Regions from separate parts of the Homo sapiens genome. Here region 2 is linked to region 1. Evidence: chromatin loops called from intact Hi-C (ENCODE). Cell type or tissue: adrenal gland. All regions are shown on one strand. Links, peaks and the distances in the headings refer to the core of each region. The heading gives the core; the rest is flanking DNA. Region 1 has its middle 20 kb from the start of ZXDA. Region 2 has its middle 19 kb from the start of ZXDB.

Region 1 (9,414 bases), core at 2,830-5,329:
CTCTGGTGATGTATGTACCCACTGGACACAACATGATTTACTAGTATTAACAAACATGCGGGCCCTGAAGTGATCGCCCACAGCAAAGGAACTTGGCTCTTTCACCTCTTGCTTCTTCCTCATAGAAAATCCAGAGCCTGGTCATTTCTTTTCCCCTCAATCCTGACAAGGATCTGGCATGGACCACTCACTCTGGGTGCATTCTCAGTCTTAGTCTGTTCATTACCCAGAATAAAACTAGTAAACCACCCACCACCATCTGGAGAGGGAAGCATCCTCATTTTCTGCCCATGTACTTTGCTCCACTAAGGGCACTATGGAACAAACTTTGACCTGCTCTGGACACCCAGGAGATTGAACCAACAACCCTTGTATCCGGTAACACCATTTGGGTGACTCCCAGAGGACAATCAGATTCCCTACTGCTGGCTGCAAATGACCTCCAACATTTATGCCTATGCTGTTGTTCTGCCCTTTCCTTACCTGAGAAAGTTCCTACCTTCACCAATGTCAATTATACCTCGATTGGTGGATCACCCTATCCCTGGTAATCCACACCCTACTGCTGGCAGAGTATGTATGGAAACAGCATGCCTCATACACACCACAGGGACACCCAACATAGGTCAGACTGGGAACAAAGGGAACCATGCTCCCATTTCACTGGGTCAGTCCACAGACATCAGCACTGAGGTTAGCACTTCTCCTCCTCTCTCTACTACCACTTAGTAACATCCTTCCAGCTAAGTCAGATTGTACAATTTCACTTGTGACTCATAGATGCCTTCTAAGCTCTGTGGGCCGCCTTTTCCTTCACATCAGATGATACCCACTATTATTAACTCATGTGCCATTAAACAAATGGAGCAATGGGCCACTATCTATTGAGCCTCGTTTAAGGAATGCCCAGAGATAGTATGCACCAAATATTACAACCAGGATGCTTGTGATTGGTGTTGTTATTAATACTATAATCCAGATACAATACCCACAAGCCATTACGGGATTGCATAGATAAAATGATAGCTTTTTCTTATCCCTGGAATTATAATAAGTGCAATCGACACCCACAGTGTATACCTTTACAATTATTGGCTTCTAAGGCAATGCATACTACATGACATTACCTGGGCCAAGACATTTCTTAAAAAAAAAATCACACACACACACACACACACAAAACAACCAGCTTGGGAATTCTTCCCTAACCTAATCTTAATATACTAACTGCAAGTTTTACATAACACTCAATGGAAGTGAACTCTACAGCAATTGCAATGCTGGCTACCCACAGTGAACAACTCATAGCTCGTGGTGTCACAGCACAGACAGTTCTTACAAGAAACATATTTGATCTCAGGGAGAAATCTAACTACTGTTTGCATGGGAGTTTCTCCACCCACATTGATAACTATTTGCTTATAGCTATTGTGAAATTTGTCCAAAACCACAGTTATTAAAAACTTAGAAACTATTTGAGGGCAGTTGTTGCCCAATGTTACTTTTCTGAGGGCTCCTTAAAAATCCATACACACTCCAAACCTACAGAAGACATAAACGATAATGAGAAGACATGTAATGAAACTAACTTGGGAGGAATGTTTTCATCTTCATTAAAACATTTTTATGCCTTGTCATTTCTTTTTCAACTTTTATTTTAGATTCATTGGGCACATGTGCAGGTTTGTTACCTGGGTATATTGCATGATGCTGAGGTTTGGGGTACAAATGATCCCATCACCCAGGTATTGAGCATAGTACCCAACAGTTTGTTTTTCAACCCTTGCTCCCCTCCCCCGTCCCCCTCTAGTAGTCTCCAGTGTCTCAGTAGACACTTTATGTCCATGAGTACTTGGGAGGAAATTTATTGGTGTAGTCACACTGCCACCTCCCAAGGGGCCACTCCTGAGGTTATTAAAGGTATACAAACCTCTTCCCTATGAAAGTTTCCGCTAAAATGGAGTCCATAAAGCTTTTGGTCCCCCACTGAAACACAATAATGTTGCAATACAAGGGAACATAAAAGGGACCTATGCCTTGATACAATTGATATCTTTTTTTTTTTTTTTTTTTGAGACAGAGTCTGGATCTGTCGCCCAGGCTGGAGTGCAGTAACGTGATCTCGGCTCACTGAAACCTCTGCCTCCTGGGTTCAAGTGATTCTCCTGCCTCAGCCCCCAAGTAGCTGGGACTACAGGAGCATGCCACCACACCCGGGTAATCTTTTTTTTTTTTTCGTATTTTTAGTAGAGACGGGGTTTCACCATATTGGCCAGGCTGGTCTGGAACTCCTGACCTCGTGATCTGCCCACTTCGGCCTCCCAAAGTGCTGGGATTTCAGGCATGAGCCACTGTGCCCAGCTGATATCTATTTTTTTAAAAAATACTTGGTTTACCTGTTTTGTTCACTCATATGCGAGTGCCTCATAATTCAGAATCTAATTTGGTGTGTGGCTAGACTAACAACGTTCTTCTTGGACTGCCAATAACACCTGCAAAACCTATCCCACACTCATGGGAACACATCAATGCTATTTATTATTGGCAATCAACAGGAAACTCAAGCACAATGCACAACAGTCACAGCAAGGAGGAACATGCAATTGCCAACTACACCAAACGTGCCTATAGCCTTAGCCACAGCAACATATAAAATGGTAAATCTAACCTAATGCAGGGCTTGCTTCTGCCAACCTGATTTTAGAAAATATAGTGTAATACTTCTTCCCTGGCAACGCTGCATCATATACCTCACTTATTTAGATGAGCCGATTCTCCTAACCGTTGACATTCAATAACCTTATCCAGAGACTTATCTCACGTAAATGTATAGACAATGGTGGGCTGAGCCCATGACAAATTTAGTTAACCCAGGTGCTGAATGCAAGGTGGATAACACAAGCTTGTTTGACTATACCATTTTCTGCTCCTATTAACACAACCTGGAACTTCTGGAACTTCACAAAGCCATGTGAACTTCCCTTCAGTGGAACAGAGAATTCAGGCAGCAGAGGGAGCCTGGAGGTCCTGTAAAGGAATCAGATGGCTTCCCTATCACAATCTTCTCCTCATCCAACCCTGAAGAATATTTCCTGCACTTGGGATTGGTGCAAAATTCCAGTAGAATTTTATTCAACAGTGGAACCCCCTCCCTCAAGTACTTTCCGCCACCAAACCACACTAGATGTGACTCCCCAATGTCACAAATGAGCTTTCCAAATAGTTCCTCATGGTACTAACTTCCCTAGGATCACTAATTTTGGAGGCAGTAGGAACAGCATATGTGTGGAACAGCACACCACAATTAAGAGAAACACATAGCCATGTTGCAGGAATTACCCACAGAAATTAGATAAACAGCCCAAGGACTGAAACTCTTTGCTGAATCTCACTGTACTTTAGTGGCCATGGTGTGAGATAACTGCATAGCCCTAGGTCAGGCTGCTGGAGGGGTCACAGGGCACAGGGGCTGTGTGCTTGCTAAAATTATCTTCCTGCATGTGCGTAGATAACACCAAGTTTTACAGATAGCTGGGGTCATGTACCAAAGGGGATATAAATGCCACTCTATTGACTAAACGGACTGGTCAAAACAAAATTGTCTCCTTTCAAATTTATTCTACTGGCTGCCCAAGTGGGCAGATTGGCTGAGAACTGGCTTTTAAAATCCTAATTTGTAGCCTTATAGCATTCTGGGTCTTGAGGATGCTTCATCGCTGGCTCCCAACTGAGACTCCATGAAATAGCATACAACTTAGATTGTAAAACAACATGGGGCCAAGGCATGGACTGTTAAATAAGTGGATTAATATCTTTAGATGGTGCCTTGTATCTTGTTCCCTATATTCAGAGACAGCTAAGACCATTAGCTCAAAGCTCATTGGAACTAAAATCAAATGTTTACACACCCAATTGCTTTAAATATGGCCCCCAGTAAGCACATTTTTGGCCCTTTAGAACCCACCCACATTGCACCCTCTGTAAAACCAGACACACCATCTGCTAGCCGTAGATAGGACATACTCTGGGGCTGGACAAAAGCCCCAAGCCTCTGATGCCCATGGGAACTCTCTGACACAGAGACTCCACACCTGGCTGCTGAGTAACATCCCATAGACACATGAGCCTCCTGTCCAATTCTTCTCTCCTTTGGAAGTTGCCTTGAACTCTTCCTCTTCTGGGTGGTGGCCTCTTGCTGCTGCCTCTGGAAGGTCTCCTGCTGTGAGGGAAGTTCCACTCTCCTGAAACCTTTCAAAGGGCCAACCAAATAAAGCATGTTGTGTGCTACTGCCATCTAATGGTCATGACTTTTTCCTTGCTCAGCCCTGATATCCAGAAAATCAACACACATACTTAATGGCAAACTTTGTCAGAAGCCAAGATAGTGGAGAAACAATGGTCAGATATTGTTGAGATAATTGTCCATGGCCTTTCTACATTTATTGTAACAGCTTTTGTCTCTAACTATAGTTTGAAGAATACTTGTATGTCAACATTTGACTGGCTGCTCCTCATTTCTCCTGTGTGATTTGGGGCAGAGGGCAAGGGGAATTAATGCAAACATGAACCAAAACAAACTCTGACCCAAGAATCTCATATATTCTGCCAACATCTGTGAAACTGAGGTATGCTAGTTTGTGAGCTTGCAAGTAGGGTACAGTCTCAAACTCTTCACATTTCTTGCCAATTTTGGTAATGAAGATGAAACATAGCATTCTGGAAAGTGATAAAACAAGGGTGCTTCACTGGCCTGGTTAGGGGATATGAGAAGACTCCTCGGGATTGGAGAGCAAATGCTTTTTCCCGAATGGATTGGCACTAAGTGCATTAAAGGCCCTTCCCCACTCACTCTCCTACCTATTAATGAAGCTGAGGGGCAGGATGCAGAATTAAACCAAGCTGTTTGAATCATGGTTTGGTTGTTGTTCACTCTCCTCTGCATGGGAGGAAGAAGGGATGATGTCATGGTGCTGAGTCAATGACTTGCCAAACCTGAATAAGTGGCGTCAGCAGTGAAGATATAGAGTTTTCAGTGGAAAAAAAACCATCTGAAGTTTGTTTGGTTGAACCACACTGCTGGCTACTGGAAACCAAATGCAAACATGCCTTGCTTACTAGTATAGACAGAGTCTTTTCTCTCTCTCTCTCTGCATTTCCTAACTCCTGGTTCTCTTCCTTTTCTCACTTCAGGTGCTATAAGAAGAAAGATGATTAGTGGTGAGCCAGAAGTCTCTCTGTCCTCAAGACAGACTAAAAGGCATATGCATGGTAGGGTACTTCAGGAAAGGGACGGACTCACATGTTCACAGAACTGTTACATATAATCTCCCATGACACTATCTTATCTGATTTTCTGGGGAGTGGAGGGAAGGGGTAATAGGTATGAGGTAGATGAAAGCACCAAGACTGTGGAGCAGAGCTGCTGGGGAAATCAAGGGACAGAATGGAAGAATCCCTGAGCCCTTACAGTTCTGCACAAATGGAGGTACACAGGAGAGGATTTAGCATACAAGCTGGGGCAAAGAGCCAGAGGGATTACAAAAAAGGCTTACAGTCCCCACCCCTCGCCTCATCCCAAGACTCCCCTGCAATCCCTACATTCTGGCCTGGACATAGGGAAATCCCCTAACAGCTCTTGCTGTAACCCCTGAAATTCCTGTAGTGAACTCTAGGTCTGAGTTCATTTAAGGGAAAAAAGTCCAGAAAAGCAATTGTTGGGGTTTGGGCATGGTTCACAGTGGGGTTTGGAAGCCAATATGACTTTGTACAGGGACGCCTTTGGGAAAGTTGAATAAACTGTTCTTGTTGCTTCTACTTATAAATGGCAGGATTTGATGGGTCATATGCTTGTAATTTCTCATTCTACAGGTCTCATATAAAGTCATCCCCATCACAGAGAGACAGAGGTAGAGGGAAGTGTTAGTGGAACAAACTCCAATGAGATTTGTCAGCAGTGGTTGGCTCAGGATTTAGCATTAGTGTCTCTACCTTCTAATGTTCAATATTTTCACTATATACATAATAATTGTGTCAGCTGGCCGGCTAGAAGTCTCAGTCTCAAGGGTCCTCAATGCAGTGTTATTACATATCTGTCAGCAAGGGTGGCTGATTTATGCTCCCAAATACAGGGGCCTGCTTGCCAAGTAATCTCTTGGGACTAAGCAGGCAAATTCACAACATTAGATCCCTCTAACAGGAAAAAATTGACGTCTCTTCATACAACCTGCCACCGAAAAAGAGGCTCAGAACCTCAATCAACTCCTTGAATATTACATACAGGACAAATCTGTGTAACTGATGATTTTGCCGATGGGGGCACCTGGCAAGGGGAAGCAGTCAACACCCAGAGAGATCCCTTGGGGAACTGGACTTGTTGCCTCCCTAATATGGCTACAGGGTACATCCCTTTTGAAAAGCAGCTAATGGCTTGCAATTGGGATTCTGTCAAAACTGAACAATCGATTCATGGAGAATTTGTTACCATCTGGCTCGATATTTCCATCTTTGAGTTGGTCAACTCAGACTCAATGACTAGCAGGTAGGAAGGGGTCAATAAGCTTGGCTTATGAAATGGAAACGGTAAAATCAAGAACAGTCATCTGATCCCACAGACATTTCTTTTTTATTATATTTATTTTCTTCATGTTTGAGAAATATTTTTTGTCAAGATGTCCCAGAAGGCAACATTTTAAAATTGGGCAATCAATAATACAAAATTTCAGATAAACTTGCCTTTCCAAATAAATCAGACCCTTGAAACAGAAGAAGCACCCAAGGGTTTCTTTTTTTTCTTTTACAAAACAGTTAACTCCACTTTGCAAAATGCGTACAAAAATACAATATATTAAAAAGACTGCCCCAACATAATACCCAACAGCAGCTTATAAAACCAAGCTATTCATGTAGGACATTAGTAACCTACACCTGGCCTGTTCTCCCTCCATAGACAGTTCCAGAAGTCAGTTGGTTCCTGTAAACTACCATGCTCCTGAAGGGTAGAGAGGCTATTTCAAAACATCCTCTGGGATTCTCTGAGGCCACGAAGCAACCTCAGAAAGAAACCATTATGGAAAATAGATTTGAATGTAGCAGCTGGTTTTCCAGAGCCACAGATAGTACTTATCACCCCCCATCCCTTTCCAAATTCAGAACCATCAAGCACCTGCTATTTTGGGCAGAGTTCTGGAGGGGCTTGTCCTTTTTCCAGGACAGGGTTAGGGGTTCCTGAGGTTACCCACATGACAACTGCTGGGCTGGATGTCTTTCCCGGAATGGAGGCTGTACCTGGATTCTCCTTGGACATGCAGAGTCCAGCTGGGGCAAAAATCCATCATGATTGGCTAAGCAGAGCTCCTGCAGGCTCCTTTAAAACATACCAGGAAGCAAGTCCACCTTCTGGAAAAGAAATATGACTCATGGCAGGCTGGTAGGGAGCCAAGTATGCTGCAGACCCCACAAGTTCCTTGGAGATGCCCAAGGTGGACGTGTTTGCATGGTTCCGGTAGAATTTCACACTCATCAGTCAAAGATTGAGATGAGAGCTTCATGGAAAAGAGGAAGCGGTACAGTTCTCCCTTCTGAGGTGACTTACATCTGCCTTGAGAAGAGATTATAAGATGGGTGGCCTCAAGTGCCACTCGGACAGGGAACAAGTTCAGGAGCCAGGACTCCAAGATTTCCTCAGGCCCCAGGCTAGGATCCCCACTTCCCTGTAACTTGGGGAAACATTTCTAACCTGTGGGAAAGGATGCTGTAAAGCCCATTGCACAACAAAGGCAAAATGAAACAAAAGTCTCTCATGAGGACAGAAAGGTCCCTTCATCAGAGAAGGCCCAGAGAGCTCTGAGACAACGAACCTAGAGTGCAAGCTCTTTAAATGTTCTCAGGGTCTCAGCATTGAAACTGGAAGGAGAGGTGTCAGCTAATATCACAATATATACGTTAAAGGTTTCCAACTCCTCAGATACTGTAAAGTGTCTGACAGTGAAGCAATGGTCATGTTGATCAAATCTTCAAGCTTGTCATCACCCAAGACAGCTTGTGTGTCTCCTGGAAAAAAAAGCCACAGCGAGAGTGCTGTCCAGGCCCAGCTGTCCTTGCATGACCCCAGACATACCAGGGAGCATTCTAGCATCACCCCAGAGATACCAGGGAGCATTCTTTCCTAGTCTAAGGCTCACGCGGAGTGTGAGATTTCATGCAGGCTGGAGTCCCCGACAACATACACCACCTGTTGCATAGTATCTGTCAGCCTTTTCTTCGGAGCTAGTGAGGTAAACAGACCCCAAATCTCCTCAGTCAGCTATCTGCTGAGAAGCCAAAGGCGCCAGAGAAGACACAGCATGAGTCAGGGGAGAGAAAGAGCTGGGTTTCAAGGTTTCCAAGAATGCAAGCCCTTATTCTGTGTGTACTGGCTGCAATGCATTCTGGGACCTACTGCAAAGACTGTCCCGTCATAACCAAAATGTGAAAATTACTAAAGGGGAAGGGGAGGTCAAAAAATAAACTTGTGTCTTTGTAAGATAGAACAGTCAGGCTTTTTGGTCAGTTAGTAGCCACTGAGGTACGCAATTCATTTCTGCAATTGCTGTTGCTGGCGTTGGAGCTGCGTTTTCTCCATAGACATCTTTTTCTCGGTTCACGCCAGGTCTTGCAAGTATCCCAAGGCCTTGCTTAGGATCACTACCGTGGGGACCTTAGAGCAGCTGGCCAAGGTGGGTACCTGGTCCCTCAGGGCCAAGAACTGAGAACGCGCAGGTCATTCCACCTCTTGTGCTGCAGGAAGCTGTGGCCCTTCCTCTTGGTCACATCCTCAGTGTCAGAACTGGCAGCACTGGGCAGCCTTGCTTTCTATAGGTGAGGGGCTCACAATCCCCTCATCCTCCTCATCTTCCGTTTCCCCTGGAGCATCTCCCTCCAGAACCTCTTCTTGGAGACCTCTCTCTGGAGCCTCTTCTTGGGAGCAGCTTTCTGGAGAAATATGGGCAGCGCAGTTGTGTTGTTGCTGGTGGATGGAGGTATGGAAGTGTTTCATGCAGGGGTTCAGACGGTCTACTCGAACCATGATGGTGATCGACTTCTGTAAACCCAATCTGCCTTTTCTTTGCTGTCACAAGGTCAATTTCCTCACCCTCTGAGTTGTTTGGGTTCTCAAATCTGGAGCAGGCCTGAGTCTTGGCCTTGCCCAGAGTCCAGGGAGCAGTGGGCGCTGGATTGCCGTCTTCGAGGCTGGGAGGGCAGTCTGGGGAGGAGGGCACCTTGGGCGGGTTCCCCCAGGGCGCGCCAGTGGCGAGCCAGTCGCTCCCCGCTCTCTACAGCTGTTCCCAGGCCAAATAGCTGCTCCACATGCAGTCACGATGGACAATGGATGCATGGTTCCTGCCCCAAGCTCTCGAGTGGCCCCGAGATTCCGTC
Region 2 (9,414 bases), core at 4,000-6,499, 360 kb before region 1:
CAGCCATCCCATTACTGGGTATATACCCAAAGGAATATAAATCACGCTGCTATAAAGTCTCATGCACACATATGTTTATTGCGGCACTACTCACAATAGCAAAGACTTGGAACCAACCCAAAAGTCCAACAATGATAGACCGGATTAAGAAAATGTGGCACCTATACACCATGGAATACTATGCAGCCATAAAAATGGATGAGTTCAGGTCCTTTGTAGAGAAATGAATGAAGCTGGAAACCATCATTCTCAGCAAACTATCGAAGGACAAAAAACCAAACACCGCATGTTCTCACTCATAGGTGGGAATTGAATGATGAGAACACTTGGACACAGGAAGGGGAACATCACACACCGGGGCCTGTTGTGGCATGGGGGGAGGAGGGAGGGATAGCATTAGGAGATATACCTAATGTAAATGATGAGTTAATGGGTGCAGCACACCAACATGGCACATGTATACATATGTAATAAACCTGCACGTTGTGCACATGTACCCTAGAACTTAAAGTATAGTTAAAAAAATTATAAATATATATATAAATATTTATATATATAAAAATATTTGTATATATATATAAATATTTATATATATATATATATATGAAAGAAATGTGTTTATTTAAAAGGGTTTTTTCTTCATTTGGTATTTAAATTTGGCAATGATATTTAACCTATAAGAATTATAGTACGATAATCAAATATTGAATAAGTATCAAGAAAGTATTTAGAATATAAGTATATCTCTTTCAATTTATTTTGAATGATTTTACAACTGATAGCACTTGCATTCCTATGATTGTACTTTTTTTTATTACACTTAAAATTCTGGGATACATGTGCAGAATGTGTCAGTTTGTTACATAGGTATACACGTTCCATGTTGGTTTGCTGCACCCATCAACCCCTCATCTATATTAGGTATTTCTCTTAATGCTATCCATCCCCTAGCCCCCCACCTCCTGACAGGCCCTGGTATGTGATGTGCCCCTCTCTGTGTCCATGTGTTCTCATTGTTCAACTCCAACTTATGAGTGAGAACGTGCTGTGTTTGGTTTTCTGTTCCTGTGTTAGTTTGCTGAGAATGATGGTTTCCAGCTTCATCCATTTCCCTGCAAAAACATGAACTCAATGTTTTTTTATGACTGCATAGTATTCCATGGTGTATATGTGCCACATTTTCTTTATGCAATCTATCATCGATGGGCATTTGGGTTGGTTCCAAGTCTTTTGCTATTGTGAAGAGTGCTGCAATAAACATAAGTGTGCATGTGCTTTATAGTAGAATGTTTTATAAGCATGGGTATATACCCAGTAAAGGGATTGCTGGGTCAAATGGTATTTGTGTTTCTAGATTCCTGAGGAATCGCCACACTGTCTTCCACAAAGGTTGAACTAATTTACACTCCCACCAACAGCGTAAAAGTGTTCCTATTTCTCCACATTCTCTCCAGCATCTGTTGTTTCCTGCCTTTTTATGATAGCCATTCTAACTGGCATGAGATGGTATCTCATTCTGGTTTTGATTTGCATTTCTCTAATGACCAGTGATGATGAGCTTTTTTTCATACGTTTGTCAGCCATATAAATGTCCTCTTTTTGTCTGTTGATATACTTTGCCCACTTTTTGGTGCAGTTGTTTGTTTTTTTCCTTGTAAATTTGTTTAAGTTCCTCGTAGATTCTGGATATTAGCCCTTTGTCAGATGAATAGATTGCAAAAATTTTCTCCCATTCTGTAGGTTGCCTGTTCTCTCTGATGATAGTTTATTTTGCTGTGGAAAAGCTCTTTAGCTTAATTAGATCCCATTTGTTAATTTAGTCTTTTGTTGCAATTGCCTTTGTTGTTTTAGTCATGAACTCTTTGCCCATGCCACTGTCCTGAATTGTATTGCCTAGGTTTTCTTCTAGGGTTTTTATGGTTTTAGGTCTTACATTTAGTCTTTAATCCATCTTGAGTTAATTTTTGTATGAGGTGTAAGGAAGGGGTCCAGTTTCAGTTTCCTGCATATGGCTAGCCAGTTTTTTCAACACCATTTGTTAAGTAGGGAATCCTTTCCCCATTTCTTGTTTTTGTCAGGTTTGTCAAAGATCTGATGGTTGTAGATGTGTGACGTTATTTCTGAGGCCTCTATTCTGTTCCATTAGTCTATATATCTGTTTTTGTACCAGTGCCATTCTCTTTTGGTTACTGTAGCCTTGTAGTATAGTTTGAAGTCAAGTAGCATGATGCCTCCAGCTTTGTGTACCTGAAAGTGTTGGGGAAAATGGAACCAAGTTGGAAAACAATCTTAGGATATTATCCAGGAGAAGTTCTCCAACCTAGCTAGACAGGACAGCATTTAAATTCAGGAAATACAGAGAACACCACAAAGATACTCCTCAAGAGGAGCAACCCCAAGAACCATAATCATCAGATTCACCAAGGTTGAAATGAAGGAAAAACTGTTAAGGGCAGCTAGAGAGAAAGGTCAGGTTACCCACTAAGGGAAGCCCATCAGACTAACAGCTGATCTCTCGGCAGAAACCCTACAAGCCAGAAGAGAGTGGAGGCCAATATTCAACATTCTTAAAGAAAAGAATTTTCAAACCAGAATTCCATATCCAGGCAAGCTATGCTTCATAAGCGAAGGAGAAATAAAATTCTTTACATACAAGCAAATGTTGAGCCATTTTGTCACCAGCAGGCCTGCCTTACTAGAGTTCCTGAAGGAAGCACTAAACATGGAAAGGAACAACTGGTACCAGCCACTGCAAAAACATACCAAATTGTAAAGACCATCAACACTATGAAGAAATTGTATCAACTAATGGGAAAAATAACCAGCTAGCATCATAATGACAGGATCAAATTCACACATAACAATATTAACCTTAAATGTAAATGGGCTAAATGCCCCAATTAAAAGACACAGACTGGCAAATTGAATAAAGATTCAACATCCATCAGTGTGCTGTATTCAGGAGACCCATCTCATGTGCAAAGACACACATAGGCTCAAAATAAAGGGATGGAGGAATATTTATCAAGCATTGGAAAGCAAAATAAATAAATAAATAAATAAATAAATAAGTAGCAGGGGTTGCAATCCTACTCTCTGATAAAACAGACTTTAAACCAACAAAGAAAAAAAAAAGAAGAGCATTTCATAATGATAAATGAATCAATGCAACAAGAAGAGCTAACTATCCTAAATATATATGCACCCAATACAGGAGCACCCAGATTCATAAAGCAAATTCTTAAAGACCTGCAAAGAGACTTTGTAGACTCTCACACAGTAATAGTGGGAGATTGTATCACCCCACTGTCAATATTAGACAGATCACCAAGACAGAAAAATAACAAGGATATTCAGGACTTAAACTCAGCTCTGGACCAAGCTGACATAATAGACATCTACAGAACTCTCCACCACAAATCAACAGAATATACATTCTTCTCAAAACCACATACCACTTATTCTAAAATTGACCACAGATTGGAAGTAAGACATTCCTCAGCAAGTGCAAAAGTACAGAAATTATAACAGTCTCTCAGACCACAGTGCAATCAAGCTAGAACTCAGGATTAAGAAACTCATTCAAAATCACACAACTATATGGAAACTGAACAACCTGCTCCTGAATGACTACTGGGTAAATAACGAAATTAAGCCAGAAATAATAAGTTCTTTGAAACCAATGAGAACAAAGACACAATGTGCCAGAATCTCTGGGACACGGCTAAAACAGTGTTTAGAGGGAAATTTATAGCACTAAAACCCCATAGGAGAAAGCAGGAAATATCTACAATCAACACCTTAACATCACAATTAAAAGATTTAGAGAAGGAAGAGCAAACAAATTCAAAAGCTAACCGTAGTCAAGAAATAACTAAGATCAGAGTAGAACTGAAGGAGCTACAGACATGAAAAACCCTTCAAAAAATCAATGAATCCAGGAGCTGGTTTTTTGAAAAGACTAACAAAATTGATAGATTGCTAGCCAGACTAATAAAGAAGAAAAGAAAGAAGAATGAAATAGACACAATGAGAAATGATAAAGTAGATATCACTGCTGATCCTGCAGAAAGACAAACTACCATCAGAGAATACTATAAACACCTCTATGCAAATAAACTAGAAAATCTAAAAGAAATTGCTAAATTCCTGGACACATACACCCTCCCAAGACTAAATCAGGAAAAAGTTGAATCTCTGAATAGACCAATAACAAGTTCTGAAATTTAGGCAGTAATTAATAGCCTACCAACCAAAAAAAGCCCAGGACCAGATGGATTCACAGCCAAATTCTACCAGAGGTACAAAGGGGAGATGGTACCATTCCTTCTGAAACTATTCTAAACAACAGAAAAAGGACTCCTCTCTAACTCATTTTATGAGGCCAGCATCATCCAGATACCAAAACCTGGCAGAGACACAACAAAACAATACAATTTTAGGCCAATATACCTGATGAACATCTATGGGAAAATCCTCAGTAAAATACTGGCAGACCAAATCCAGCAGCACATCAGAAAGCTTATCCACCACGAACAAGTTGGCTTCATCCCTGGGATGCAAGGCTGGTTCAACATATGCAAATCAATAAACATAATCCATCGCATAAACAGAACCAATAACAAAAACCACATGATTACTTCAATAGATGCAGAAAAGGCCTGGGATAAAATTCAACTCCCCTTCATGCTAAAAACTCTAAATAAATTAGGTATTGATGGAACATATCTCAAAATAATAAGAGCTATTTATGACAAACCCACAGCCAATATCATACTGAATGGGCAAAAGCTGGAAGCATTCCCTTTGAAAACGGGTACGAGACAAGGATGCCCTCTCTCACCACTCCTATTCAACATAATATTGGAAGTTCTGGCCAGGGCATTCAGTCAAGAGAAAGAAATAAAGGGTATTCAAATAGGAAGAGAGGAAGTCAAATTGTCTCTGTTTGTAGATGACATGATTGTATATTTAGAAAACCCCATCATCTCAGCCCAAAATTTCCTTAAGCTGATAAGCAACTTCGGCAAAGTCTCAGGATACAAAATCAGTGTGCAAAAATCACAAGCATTCCTATACACCAATAATAGACAGAGAGCCAAGTTATGATTGAACTCCCACTCACAATTGCTACAAAGAGAATAAGATACCTAGAAATACAACTTACAAGGGATGTGAAGGACCTCTTGGAGGAGAACTACAAACCACTGCTCAATGAAATAAGAGAGGATACAATCAAATGGGAAAACATTCCATGGTCATGGATAGGAAGAATCCATATGGTGAAAATGTCCATACTGCTCTCCAGAGTAATTTATAGATTCAGTGCTATCCTCATCAAGTTACCACTGACTTTCTTCATAGAATTGGAAACAATCACTTTGAATTTCATATGGAAACAAAAAAGAGCCTGTATATCCAAGATAATCCTAAGCAAAAAGAACAAGGCTTCAGACAAATTTTGCCATTAAGTATGTGTGGTGATTTCCTGGATGTCAGGGCTGAGCAAGGAAAAAGTCATGACCAGGAGATGGCAGTAGCACACAACGTGGTTTATTTGGGTGGCCCTTTGAAAGGTTTTAGGAGAGGGGAACTTCCCTCAAAGCAGGAGACCTTCCAGAGAGAGGCAGCAGCAAGAGGCCACCACCCAGAAGAGGAAGAGTTCAAGGCAACTTCCAGTGAAGAGAAGAATTGGACAGGAGACTTACGTGTCTATGGGATGTTACTCAGCAGCCTGGTGTGGAGTCTCTGGGTCAGAGAGCTCCCATGGGCATCAGAGGCTTGAGGCTTTTTTCCAGCCCCAGAGTATGTCCTATCTACAGCTAGCAGATGGTGTGTCTGGTTTTACAGAGGGTGCAATGTGGGTGGGTTCTAAATGGCTAAAAATGTGCTTATTGAGGGCCATATTTAAAGCAATTGGATGTGTAAACATTTGATTTGAGTTCCAATGAGCTTTGAGCTAATGGTCTTAGCCATCTCTGAATATAGGTGACAAGATACATGGCACAATCTAAAGATATTAAACCCACTTATATAACAGTCCATGCCTTGGCCCCATGTTATTCTACAATCTAAGTTGTATGCTATTTCACGGCGTTTGAGTTGGGAGCCAGCGATGAAGCGTCCCCAAGACCCAGAATGCTATAAGGCTACAAATTAGGATTTTAAAGCCAGTTCTCAGCCAGTCTGCCCACTTGGGCAGCCAGTAGAATAGATTAGAAAAGGAGACAATTTTGATTTGATCAATCCGTTTAGTCAACAGAGTGGCATTTATATCCCCTTTCCTACATGACCCCAGCTATCTGTAAAACTTGGTATTATCTACACACATGCAGGAAGATAATTTTAGCAAGCATACAGCCCTCGTGCCCTCCAACCCCTCCAGCAGCCAAATACCTGACCTAGGGCTATGCAGTTATCTCACACCATAGCCCCTAAAGTACAGTGAGATTCAGCAAAGAGTTTTGGTCCTTGGGCTGTTTATCTAATTTGTGTGGGTAATTCCTTCAACATGGCTATCTGTGTTTCTCTTAATTGTGGTGTGCTGTTCCACACACATGCTGTTCCTACTGCCTCCAAAATTAGTGATCCTAGGGAAGTTAGTACCATGAAGAACTATTTGGAAAGCTCATTTGTGACATTGGGGAGTTGCAGCTAATGTGGTTTGGTGGCGGCAAGTACTTGGCGGAGGGGGTTCCACTGTTGAATAAAATTCTACTGGAATTTTGCACCAATCCCAAGTGCAGGAAATATTCTTCAGGGTTGGATGAGGAGAAGATTGTGATAGGGAAGCCATCTGATTCCTTTACAGGACCACCAGGCTCCCTGGCTGCCTGTATTCTCTGTGTTCCACTGAAGGGAAGTTCACATGGCTTCGTGAAGTTCCAGAAGTTCCAGGTTGTGTTAATAGGAGCAGAAAATGGTATAGTCAAACAAGCTTGTGTTATCCACCTTGCATTCAGCACCTGGGTTAACTAAATTTGTCGTGGGCTCAGCCCACCATTGTCTATACATTTATGTGAGATAAGCCTCTGGATAAGGTTGTTGAATGTCAATGGTTAGGGGAATCGGCTCATCTAAATAAGTGAGGTATATGATGCAGCGTTGCCAGGAAAGAAGTATTACACTATGTTTTCTAAAATCAGGTTGGCAGAAGCAAACCCTGCATTAGGTTAGATTTACCATCTTATATGTTGCTGTGGCTAAGGCTATAGGCACGTTTGGTGTAGTCGGCAATTGCATGTTCCTCCTTGCTGTGACTGTTGTGTGTTGTGCTTGAGTTTCCTGTTGATTGCCAATAATAAATAGTATTGATGTGTTCCCATGAGTGTGGGATAGGTTTTGTAGGTGCTCTTGGCAGTCCAAGAAGAACGTTGTTAGTCTAACCACACAACAAATTAGATCCTGAATTATGAGGCACTTGCATATGAGTGAACAAAACAGGTGAACCAAGTATTTTTTTAAAAATAGACATCGGCCGGGCACGGTGGCTCACCCCTGTAATCCCAGCACTTTGGGAGGCCGAGGCAGGCAGATGATGAGGTCAGGAGTTCCAGACCAGCCTTGCCAATATGGTGAAACCCTGTCTCTATTAAAAATATATAAAAAAAAATTAGCCAGGTGTGGTGGCATGCTCCTGTAGTCCCAGCTACTTGGGAGGCTGAGGCAGGAGAATCACTTGAACCCAGGAAGCAGAGGTTTCAGTGAGCCGAGATCGCGCCACTGCACTCCAGCCTGGGTGACAGATCAAGACTCTGTCTCAAAAAAGAAAAAAAAATATATCAATTGTATCAAGGCATAGGTCCCTTTTATGTTCCCTTGTATTGCAACATTATTGTGTTTCAGTGGGGGACCAAATACTTTATGGACTCCATTTTAGGGGAAACTTTCATGGGGAAGAGGTTTGTATACCTTTAATAACCTCAGGAGTGGCCCCTTGGGAGGTGGCAGTGTGACTACACCAATAAATTTCCTCCCAAGTACTCATGGACATAAAGTGTCTACTGAGACACTGGAGACTACTAGAGGGGGACGGGGGAGGGGAGCAAGGGTTGAAAAACAAACTGTTGGGTACTATGCTCAATACCTGGGTGATGGGATCATTTGTACCCCAAACCTCAGCAACATGCAATATACCCAGGTAACAAACCTGCACATGTGCCCAATGAATCTAAAATGAAAGTTGAAAAAGAAATGAAAAGACATACAAATGTTTTAATAAAGATGAAAAACATTCCTCCCAAGTTAGTTTCACTACAGGTCTTCTCAGTATTGTTTCTATCTTCTGTAGTTTTGGAGTGTGTATGGATTTTAAGGAGCCCCCAGAAAAGTAACACTGGGCAACAACTTCCCTCAAATATTTTCTAAGTTTTTAATGATTGTGGCTTTGGTAGGCCTGTCAAATTTCATAATAGCTATAAGCAAATAGCTATCAATGTGGGTGGAGAAACTCCCATGCAAAGAGTAGTTAGATTTCTCCATGGGATCAAATATGGTTTTTGTAAGAATTGTCTTTGCTGTGATACCCATGAGCTATGATTTGTTCACTGTGGGCAGCCAGCATTGCAATTGCTGTAAAGTTCTCTTCCTTTGAGTTTTATGTAAAACTTGCAGTTGGTGTATTGAGATTAGGTTAGGGAAGAATTCCCAAGCTGGTTGTACTGTGTGTGTGTGTGTGTGTGTGTGTGTGTGTGTGTATTTTAAGAAATGTCTTGGCCCAGGTAATGTGTAGTATGCATTACCTTCCTGGTATGCATTGATTAGCAACTAGTGAGGAGGTCCATGGTAAGGTTCACTTGCCTGCTTGGCTAATACAATTTCTTTCCATCTCAATAGTGGGGCTTCTAATGGAGGCAGAGAAAGATCATTATAATTAATAGGAAAAGAAGCCAATAGTTGTAAAGGTATACACTGTGGGCGGCGATTGCATTTATTATCATTCCAGGGATCAGAAAAAGCTGTCATTTTATCTATGCAATCCTGTAGGGCTTGTGGGTATTGGATCTGGATTATAGCATTTTAATGCTATAAAACATTAGCATTAATAACATTAGTGCCAATCACAAGCATCCTGGTTGTAATATTTGGTGCATACTATCTCTGGGTTCCATAGATAGTGGCCCATTTCTCCATTTGTTTAATGGCACATGAGTTAGTAATAGGGGGTTTCATCTGATGTGAAGGAAAAGGTGGCCCACAGAGCTTAGAAGGCATCTGTGAGTCACAAGCAAAATTGTAGAATCTGACTTAGCTGGAAGGATGTTACTAAGTGGTAGTAGAGAGAGGAGGAGAAGTGCTAGCTTCAGTGCTGATGTCTGTAGACTGAACCAGTGAAATGGGAGCATGGTTCCCTTTGTCCCCAGTCTGACCTATGTTGGGTCTCCCTGTGGTGTGTATGTGGCATGCTGTTTCCAC

Evidence for each region. Hi-C counts contacts between places; a loop is a spot of excess contacts. Peaks named below come from ENCODE experiments on the same cell type or tissue, not always from the same donor. Only the 100,000 strongest peaks of a DNase experiment are listed, where the experiment ranks them.
Region 2: a loop joins it to region 1, with 5 times the contacts of the local background. A loop is called at or near these places in 22 of 110 quality-filtered maps.

What each region holds. Positions count from the first base shown.
Region 1 is chrX:57,925,283-57,934,696 of GRCh38, forward strand. It overlaps the pseudogene MYCLP2. Among named protein-coding and RNA genes, the nearest start is that of ZXDA, 20 kb to the left of the region's middle. In adrenal gland, for the core only: a CTCF peak has its summit at 4,331 (motif pointing left); no DNase peak of the experiment used is centred there.
Region 2 is chrX:57,568,418-57,577,831 of GRCh38, forward strand. No RefSeq gene overlaps it. Among named protein-coding and RNA genes, the nearest start is that of ZXDB, 19 kb to the right of the region's middle. In adrenal gland, for the core only: a CTCF peak has its summit at 5,547 (motif pointing right); no DNase peak of the experiment used is centred there.